Regions from separate parts of the Homo sapiens genome. Here region 1 is linked to region 2. A link is an interaction called in ENCODE POLR2A ChIA-PET data of the cell type or tissue named here. Cell type or tissue: B cell. All regions are shown on one strand. Region 1 overlaps BAIAP2L1 (BAR/IMD domain containing adaptor protein 2 like 1). Region 2 holds the start of TMEM130 (transmembrane protein 130).

What was found. ChIA-PET counts read pairs that join two places held together with the same protein. Peaks named below come from ENCODE experiments on the same cell type or tissue, not always from the same donor. Only the 100,000 strongest peaks of a DNase experiment are listed, where the experiment ranks them.
Region 1: POLR2A ChIA-PET joins it to region 2 with 6 read pairs; 3 of 35 experiments call an interaction of 5 or more read pairs at or near these places.

The regions. Positions count from the first base shown.
Region 1 is chr7:98,312,871-98,317,870 of GRCh38, forward strand. It overlaps BAIAP2L1 (BAR/IMD domain containing adaptor protein 2 like 1), which reads right to left. Exons shown (of 14, transcript NM_018842.5): 6 at 4,349-4,486; 7 at 2,590-2,742. It also overlaps a transcript of BRI3 not described here. Among named protein-coding and RNA genes, the nearest start is that of BRI3, 34 kb to the left of the region's middle. RefSeq lists a silencer at 1-135 and an enhancer at 4,743-5,000. In B cell, no CTCF peak of the experiment used is centred here; DNase peaks (open chromatin) are centred at 1,811 and 2,611; H3K4me3 peaks cover 2,153 bases; H3K27ac peaks cover 1,278 bases; H3K27me3 peaks cover 1,275 bases.
Region 2 is chr7:98,867,392-98,872,391 of GRCh38, forward strand. It overlaps TMEM130 (transmembrane protein 130), which reads right to left and starts at 2,623. Exons shown (of 8, transcript NM_152913.3): 1 at 2,386-2,623. The coding sequence starts at 2,470. RefSeq lists enhancers at 1,521-2,107, 2,108-2,693. In B cell, no CTCF peak of the experiment used is centred here; DNase peaks (open chromatin) are centred at 2,260, 2,530, 3,070 and 3,690; H3K4me3 peaks cover 1,510 bases; H3K27me3 peaks cover 1,890 bases.

The DNA.
Region 1 (5,000 bases), 550 kb before region 2:
CCCTCCAGCACCCACAAGCCTGGCTCTGCTCCTGACAACTGGATTCTCAGAGGCCCCCCAAGCGCTTCCAGTGAGCACCTTTTCTGAAGAGCACTCTGGTTGGGAAAGGGGAGGCAGGAGCCTGTCCTGCGGCTGTGTGCATGGCAGTCACACTGCTTTTACTCAGCCTCTGAGTTTATCAAGAGTGGTGGGGGGCTGATGTCAGTCCTGGGGAAGGGCAAAGACCCCCTCACACCACCCCTGTCCCCAAATGCCACCCCACCCCCAACTGTCACCCCACCCCCAACTGTCACCCTGACACTCTGCAGCACCGTGGACCAGCTGCTTGGGCCTGCTTCATCCCAACTCCACAGAAAGGACTGAGGCGCTTTAGCTGAATTAAGGGAAGCCACAAAACCAGTTTTCAGATACTCGAAGAAACTTCCAGCATAGAAACGAGCAGATTTGGTCTGCGTCACTCTAGAAAGCATTACTGGGACCGATGGTTAAGTCTAAGAAAGACTCTGCTGATAACTGGAGCTCCCTGAAAAGGTGCTAGGCTGCCTCATGACACGGTGGGGATATCACGCAGGAAGAGAACCTCAAGGTCACCTCTGTCCTCTCCAGCCTGCGACCCTGGTGCCACAGGATGCCCTCACTCTGGGAAGAGAAGATTCTAAAGTGAACTCTACATTCCCGAAACTAGTACAGACATGCTGTTGACAAAAGTGATCACCTAATACAGCAACTATTTCCTTTGCTGTAACCATTTTCTTCTGCTTTTTTGAGAGAGGATTTTGGCTCTGTCACCCAGGCTGGAGTGCACTGGCACAATCACAGCTCACTGCAACCTCGAACTCCTGGGCTCAAACAATCCTTCCACCTCAGCCTCCTGAGTAGCTGGGGCCACAGATGCACATCACCACAACTGGCTAATTAAAACTTTTTTTTTTTTTTTTTGGTAGAGATAGGGTCTCGCTATGCTGCCCAGGCTGGTCTGGAACTCCTGGGCTCAAGTGATCCTCCTGCCTTGGGCTCCCAAAGGGCTGGGATTATAGGCATGAGCCACTGTGCCTGGCCTGCTGTACTAATTTTAAATCTTATTTAGGGAGCTGAATACTCCTTTTTCTTCCTTTTTTTTTTTTTTTTTTTTTGAGACAGAGTCTTGCTCTGTTGCCCAGGCTGAAGTGCAGTGGTGTGATCTGGGCTCACTGCAACCTCAGCCTCCTGGGTTCAAACAATTCTCCTGCCTCAGCCTCCTGAGTAGCTGGGATTACAGGTGCTCACCACATGTGATTAATTTTTGTATTTTTAGTAGAGACAGGGTTTCACCATGTTGGCCAGGCTGGTCTCAAACTCCTGACCTCAAGTGATTCACCCACTTTGGTCTCCCAAAGTGCTGGGATTACAGGCGTGAGCCACCATGCGCAGTCCTGAATATTCCTTAAAGTTGTAAAAAGTTTATAGAAAATACAACATTTGCATACATACAAGGCCAAAGTATTTTTCCTTTAAAACAAAGACAAAGCTGACTTATATTCAAGCTCTTGCAAAGCTTCTCCTATATTGGAACACTCTCTAACTTTACTATGAACAACAATGAATTTCTGACCTCAACCAGTGCTAGTTTTGGATGTTTACAAAGGCCCAACAGAGTTCATAATTTAAAACAAAGGAAAGGAAATGTGACATGTGTTGCATCATGATTCCTGGGGGTTCGAACCTCACAGCTGTGTGTGTTGGAAGGAGGGTGATGAGGTCATTCAGTTGAATAAACCAGGAACCAATACCACCAAGAGGAATGAACGCATCACTGAGCCCAGCTGTCCTGATGCGCGTGAATGGGGGCCCGTGGGCTGGGGCAGAGCTGCCCGTGACCCCCGGACACGGACCCATGAAGGGAGCATCTCAAATCGCCCAGGTGGGGTAGACCTGGGCCCGCTGGGACTCACCAGCAGCCATGGTGAAGACACTGATGCTGAGGACACATCAGAAAGGGCCTGGGGAAAGCTGACTCGCAGGTGAGAAGAGCAAACATGTGCTATTTTTCAATGATGAAGCATTATTTTATGAAGGACTTTAAATATGGATGTATTATTAATTTATTAAACATTATACATGGACGTTTGACCATTTCAGCTGTATTTCTATAAGTTTATATGTTCAAGTTGGCCAAACACAGTTTCTCTGGAATCTTTTCATTGGCAAAATGGCCCACTGCTTTATATTGGGCATGTGTGGAAGGTGAGTGGCGTGCATGTGTGTATATCTCTGTACGTATGGACTGATTGAGACAGGGTCCCGCTCTGTTGCTCAGGTTGGAGTGCAGTGGCACAATCATGGCTCACTGCAGCCTCAACTTCCCAGGCTGAAGGGATCCTCCCACCTCAGCCTCCTGAGTAGCTGGGACTACAGGCACATGCTACCATGCCTGGCTAGTTTTTTTTTTATTATTTTTTATAGAGACAGAGTTTTGCCATGTTGCCCAGGCCCACCTCAGCCTCCCAAAGTGCTGGGATTACAGGCGTGGGCCACGGCCCAGCCTTCTGGGGCATTTAAATATGAAATAAAGTTATTAATACGCTCAAGGCAATTTGCCACCACACCCACCTGTAAGTGATAATAATGTATGTGGTTTGCAAAGCCACAGTGCTTATCAACCAGAAAGCAGAAGCGCCTCTTCTCTTCAAGCAGAGCCTCTTTGCAACCATCTGCAATGAATTTCTGGATTTCACTCTGACGAGAAGTAACGGTCTCCACATACTAAAAAAAAAAAAATAATAATAATAATAATTATATAAGCATGACATGAGCATCAGATAGCGTGCAGCCTGACGTTTATCTTCTGCCATCTTTACACCTGCTTTATTTGAATAATAGAGTAAATACATGAGAGGAAAGAATGCTGTAACCTGACCTAAGTAGATACCATCGTTCTCCTTGAGGTCCCTGACTCGTGTGCAGAGAGAAGTTGCCCAAGGGCTTGACATTCCCACGGGGCAATTTGCACAAATATTACTTTGTACTTCAGAGATATGATCGTGTCCTACTGGAAAGCACCACGGGCTTTGGAACCAGAAAGTTCCAGGTTCAAACCCAGTTCCAAATGCCAACAATAGGTGATATGCTTTGGCTGTGTCCCCACCCAAATCTCATCTTGAATTGTAGCTCCCGTAATTCCTATGTGTTTGGGGAGGGACCTGGTGGGAGGTAATTGAATCATGGGGGCAGGTCTTTCCCATGCCATTCTTGTGATAGTGAATAAGTCTCACAAGATCTGATGGCTTCATAAAGGGAGTTTCCCTGCACAAGCTCTCCTTTGCCTGCTGCCATCCATGTAAGACGTGACTTGCTCCTCCTTCCCTTCCACCATGATTGTGAGGCCTCCCCGGCCATGTGGAACTGTGAGTCCATTAAATCTCTTTCTTTTGTAAATTGCCCAGTCTCGGGGTATGTCTTTACCAGCAGCATGAAAATGGAGTAATAAAATATGATTTAACCTAAGCCTCATTTTCCCCATCTGTACAATGGGAATAGTAACACTGATCATGGAGAGTCCCTTCTTCTTTCAGAGCCAGGATAAAAAGCCCATGTTTTGGCAGGAGGTCACTGATTAATTATACTTAACTCAGGGAAACTCTACAGCCTTCAGCTCTCAGTCAAAATGCTTATTTTTAAAAACTGATAGATTATATATTTATAGGGCACATGTGATAATGATCAAAGCAGGGTCCTTGGGTGGCCATCACCTCAAATTCTTATTGTTTCTATGTGTTGGGGACATTCCAAGACCTCTCTTCTAACTATTTTGAAATAATGCATCGCTGTTAACTATAGTCACCCTACTCTGCTATTGGACACTAGAACTTATTTCTTTTATCCAATTGTATGTTTGGACCCATTAACCAACCTCTCCTTCATCCACTCCCCAGTCAACACAATGACCATCCTCAGCTATCTAGAGAATGACAGGTAACCATCATTCTACTCCCCACTTCCATGAGATCAACTTCAAAACTTTTTTTTTTTTTTGAGATGGAGTCTCATTCTGTCACCCAGGCTGGAGTGCAGTGGCATAATCTCGGCTCACTGCAACCTCTGCCTCCCAAGTTCAAGCAATTCTCCTGCCTCAGCCTCCGAGTAGCTGTGACTACAGGTACCTGCCATCACCCCAGCTAGTTTTTGTAGAGGCAAGGTTTCACCACATTGGCCAGGCTGGTCTCGAACTCCTGACCTCATATGATCCTACTGCCTCGGCCTCCCAAAGTGCTGGGATTACAGGCGTGAGCCACCGCACCCGGCTAACCTCCTCTTAAACTGTGCAAATTGTCAACAACAAAAGAAAACAAGATATTGTTGAAAAGCTCACCTCAATTTCTTTGTGTTCATATTTGAGTGCGTTTCGGCTTCCTTGGCTTTTCCTTCTGATCTTCTTCAACTCAGCTTGGGATTTCTCCAAAGACTCTAATTTATTCTTGTGTTCTGTTTGGTATCTTTTTAGAGTTGCCTGTAAGTTAAATGGCTGTGCTTATTTTACTGTGGCACCACACGAATTGTCACACAGTTTGCCTTTACTCACACTTCCACTGTGTGTGGCTCAACGGGGCCCTGACACCCTCACTTCACACCATCCTCACACTGGCTGGGGCCCCCACACCCACACCAGTTCACACCATCCTCCTGCTGGCCGGGGTCCCATGCCCACACTTCGCACCATCCTCATGCTGACCAGGGCCCTCATCCCTCAGTTCACACCGTCTGCATGCTGGCTGGGACCCTCACCCTGCAGTTCACACCATCCACACACTGGCTGGGACCCTCACTCATTTCACACCATCCTTACACTGGCTGGGACCATCACCCCGCAGTTCACACCATCTGCATGTTGGCTGGGGACGCTCACCACACAGTTCACATCATCCTCACACTGGCCGGGGCCCTCGCTCATTTCACACCATCTTTACGCTGGCTGGGACTGTCACCCCGTAGTTCACACCATCTGCATGATGGCTGGGACCCTC
Region 2 (5,000 bases):
CTGTGGACAGAGAGGTGCATGGATGAGAGACCACCTCCTCCCTTATCCCCCTAACTCCTGGCACCCCTCTCCTCCCCATCCCCTCCCTGCCACCCCAGCTGAGAAGCGTGGGCCTGAGCGAGGCTGGCAGGTAGCAGGGACATTCGGCTGCATGCTAATGGCCAAACAGCATCTGCAGTGAGACAGACGCATGTTATCACGCAGATCGGTTGCCAGGGGAATGGATCAGGAGGGCAGCCAGCTGGGACTGGGAGGGGGGATGGGGGGCAGGGAGGGGCTGTGTCTGCTGCAGACATTGCTGCAGACACTGGCCCAGCTCATGGGAGCCCGCCGACTCCCCCACCACCACCTGCCAGCTCCAAGGACACTTTTTCTCAGTCTGTTTTTTCAAAATCAGGTGTGTCACAGCCCCTGGGTGATGCTGCCCCTGTTCCTCAGGGGTCTCAGGGATGGCCAGGACATCCAGGGTGGAAATGGACCAGGAAGCCTTTGCCAAATGTGGCTGAAGGAACCAATCACAGGGCCTGGTGCTCTACCCACCAAATTCATCTTTCCAGGCCGGCGTGGTGGCTCACACCTGTAATCCCAGCACTTTGGGAGGCTGAGACAGGTGGATCACCTGAGGCCAGAGGTTCGAGACCAGCCTGGCCAACATGGCGAAGCCCTATCTCTACTAAAAATACAAAAATTAGCCAGGTGTGGTGGCAGGCGCCTGTAATCCCAGCTACTTGGGAGGCTGAGGCAGGAGAATTTCTTGAACCCAGAAGGTGGAGGTTGCAGTGAGCCAAGATTGTGCCACTGCACTCCAGCCTGGGTGACAGAGCAAGACTGCATCTCAAACAAACAAATTCATCTTTCCATGTTTGGGAGTCCATGTGACATGGAGTTGGGGTATGGAGCAGCCAAGGCAGAGGTTTAGGGGACTCCAAGGGCCCCCCAAGTCACCCAGAGCTCAAGGGGCAAAAGCAAAAAGAGATGGGGCACTCACCCCAAAGCTTGGCCCATGGAAGAAACACCTACCTTTTCCAGCAACACAGCATGTGCAGCCCTGAACATTCTAGAAAATGGCTACACCAGTCCTTTCACACAGAATATGCAGACTACCCAAAACACTTCCAAAGAGTACCTCTAAAGTCTGGATAACACAACCCAGAATTAATTAATAGTCCAGTACATGGACTTCTGACTTACAAATCCCTGATTCATGGACTCCAGAAAGGGGAAGGGTAGAAAAGTCTCCCCGACGGGTGAGGGAGAAGATGTTTCCCAACTCCACTCTTAGCCACTGTGATTTTGACCACATCAAGGGTGCAATTGGCTAGAATGGGAACCACACATGATTTCCAAATAATTAATTCACTTTTGTTATTATTTTCTTTTTCTTTTGCAATTTAGGACACATTGAAAATCTCTGACACAAATCAACCTGATGGACAAGAGACCCCTTTCCTGTATTTCCAGGAGGAAATAGGTAATCTTGTCCAAGTGCAATTCCCATAAAATTCGTCTAATTCATCCCTGAGTTGCAGGTTTTCTTTGACCTCATGGTTTTTCTTTCACAAATTTTCATTAGATCCCTTGCTCTCTCTCTCCACCGCTCTTTTATGAGGGGGGAGGGGGTGAAAAGTGGTGGATAGTATTCAACCTTCTTAGCTGCCCACGTCCCATCTGTCCCTCGAATAGTCTTAAATCTGGGTCCTTTTATGGTTCCCAAAATGTGGCAGAGAGGTGGGTGCTGGCTTTCTGGCGGTGGGGAAGTGGGGGCAGTAGACACACAACCCTGCTTCCCCCACTCCCCCACCCACACACACACCCCAGGAACCTGTCAGCTCCGGGTCCATTTTGGAAATCACCACCAGAGAGGAAATGGCAGCCTGGCCTCCTGGGCTCTAAATTCGCATCTCCCCAAAGCCAGCACCAACACGGTGGGAAACCCCTCTAGATGAGGCGACATTTTAAGGCAAAAACGTTGCCCATCCCGTGCTCCCTGGGGGACTGGGGAATTGTGGCGCGATGACGGACCCTGGCGCATCCCCGCCTCCCTGCCTCGTCCTCCCCTCCCTTAGCGGGTGCATGGTCCCCAGGCATCGACGGATGCGCCGGCCACCCCCGCGCGGTTTCCAGGGCAGGGCCAGCCTGGGGGGGTGGAAGCAGGAATCCAGGGGGTGCGGGGAGCCCCCTCCAGTGCCCAGGCGACTTTGGGGAACAAGGATGAAAGGAGAGGGGAAAGGGCGCTGCAGTGGCCTCAGCCGAGGAGGGAGATGCGCGCAGGGCGCACGGTGCCACCTCCGCAATCCCTGCTCCCGGGCCCACTCGCCCGCTGAGACGGTTCCAGGCCCCGGGCGGGCTGCGGCTGCAGGGAGGCCGGATTGCCCAGCGCCTTACCTGCGGCCACCCCTGCCGGGGCCCAGGGCAGGAGGCAGGCAAGCCAGAGGATGCGGCCGAGGCGCGACCACACTGCCTGGGCCATTGCGGGGCCCGGAGCGGGAGAAGCGTGGGGCGGACGCGGAGGGAATGCAGCTGGAGCTCGAGAACTGCGGCGGTCGCTCCTCCGGGCGCGCAGCGCGGGCGGTGCGGGGAGGTGCGGGCGCCGTGCTCGCTCGTCCTCGCCGGGGGACGCTCTGTCGCTGCGCGCCGCCGCCGCCGCCCACAGCCCGCTGCGCGACCCCGGCCCACGTCAGCCGCGCCGCGCGCCCTCCTCCTCCTCCCGCCGCCCCTTGCTCCCGCGTCCCTCTCCACGGCCGCGTCCTCCCTCTCCGGGTCTCTTCCCACGGCCGCGCCCCCTGCCCTCCTGGAGTCCACGATCGCCCCTCCCAGCTTGCTTCCCCTCTAGGGGTTCCAGAGCTCCCTTCCTGCGCCCTGGCTCCTCCCCGCATCCCTCCCCACCCCAAATCCACCCCCGGCCGCATCCTTCCCCTCCACTACCCGAAACCACGCCCCCCGCACCCGCATTTTTCCCTTCCCCCGAGCCCCTCCCCGCCCTGGATCCGATGCCGCCGGCTCTGACTCAGCGTCCCCAGGGGCGTGCGCTGCGCTGCAAGCCGCCTGCAGGTCCCTTGGGGCTCTCCTCCAGGTGCCTTCTCTCTGCACGCTCGTGGCTCCGAGATGCTACTCCTCATTCAAGAACTGTTGAGAGCTTAAGGTGCGCCAGGCGTTGGGCGAAAGGCCTCGAAATTCCTCTTGCTGCTGCTGCTGCTGCTGCTTCCTCTTTTCTTTTTTTTTTTTTTTTAATCTTGAGACAGAGTCTCGCTCTGTCCCAGAATGGCGCGATCTCGGCTCACTGCAACCTCCGCCTCCCGGGTTCAAGCGATTCTCCTGCCTCAGCCTCCCTAGTAAGATGGGATTACAGGTGCCCGCCACCAGGCCTGGCTAATTTTTGTATTTTTAGTAGAGACGGGGTTTCACCATGTTGGCCAGGTTGGTCTCAAACTCCTGGCCTCAAGTGATCCTCTCGCCTCAGCCTCCCAAAATGTTGGGATTACAGGTGTAAGCCACTGTGCCCAGCCTCTTGCCCCTTCTTGATAGAGGGGCCTGAGCACCCGGCCCCTGCCGTGGGCTTGATGTCATCCCCCGGTTTACCCTCTCACAGCTGCTGTTAAGATGGGGCTCCTGCTCGTATCTGGGCCCAGGGCAACTTCTTTGTCACTGAGGGCCTTGTGGGAGTCAGGCTACTGCGGTGAGGGGTGACCAGCCTACACAGTTACTGCCATTTGCCTTAGAGGAGCAGGGCTGGGCTCTCCTAGAAGCTGGAGGGGCCTGGCTGGCCTTAAACGCTGGAAGCCCGGTGGGTTCTGGTCCCAGCTATGCTTCCGCTTTGCTACGGCTACCTGGGCGAGGGATCCTCCCACACAGTGAGGGCCTTTGACCTCCTCTCTGGCCCGTGGAGCACGGATGGACCATCACTGCACCACCCAGTGCATTGACATCAAGGCGTCTAAAGCAGGGGTCTCCAAGCCCCTGGCCGCCAGTACCAGTCCATAGCCTGTTAGGAACTGGCTGCACAGCAGGAGGTGAGCAGGGCCTGTGAGCCACGCTGAGCTCCACCTCCTGGCAGATCAGCAGGGCATTAGATTCTCATAGGAGCGCAAACCCTACTGTGAACTGCTCACGTGAGGGATCAAGGTTGCGTGCTCCTTATGAGAATCTAATGCCTGATGTTCTGTCACTGTTTCCCATCATCCCCAGATGGGACCATCTAGTTGCAAGAAAGCAAGCTCAGGGCTCCCACTGATTCTACATGATGGTGAGTATGTAATCATAATAGAAATAAAGTATACAATAAAAGTAATGCGCTTGAATCATCCCGAAACCATCCCTCCAACCCCTCATTCGTGGAAACATTGTCTTTGGTGCCAAAAAGGTTGGGGACTACTGGTCTAAAGGGCCCCTGGCTCTGGGACAGCTGTGAGCTTCCCTAAGAATGGGCCCCACTGGCCCCACTGCTATGTTCAGGGAATGGAGGGAGAATAGATTTGAGTGAGCCCCTATGAAAAGTTAAAAGGGCTAGACAGGGCAGGGCATGGTGACTCACACCTGTAATCCCAGCGCTTTGGGAGGCCGAGGCGGGTGGATCACGAGGTCAGGAGTTCGAGACCAGCCTAACCAAGATGGTGAAACCCCGTCTCTACTAAAAATACACAAATTAGCCAGACTCGGTGGCAGGCGCCTGTAATCCCAGCTACTTGGGAGCCTGAGGAAGGAGAATTGCTTGAACCTGGAGGCGGAGTTTGCAGTGAGCCAAGATTGCACCACTGTACTCCAGCCTGGGCAACAGAGCAAGACTCCGTCTCAAAAAAAAAAAAAAGTTGGGGGGGTCGGTTGCGGTGGCTCACGCCTGTAATCCCAGCACTTTGGGAGGCCAAAGCGGGCAGATCATGAGGTCAGGAGATCGAGACCATCCTGGCTAACACAGTGAAACCCCGTCTCTACTTAAAAAAAATACAAAAAATTAGCCGGGCGTGTAGTCCCAGCTACTCGGGAGGCTGAGGCAGGAGTATGGT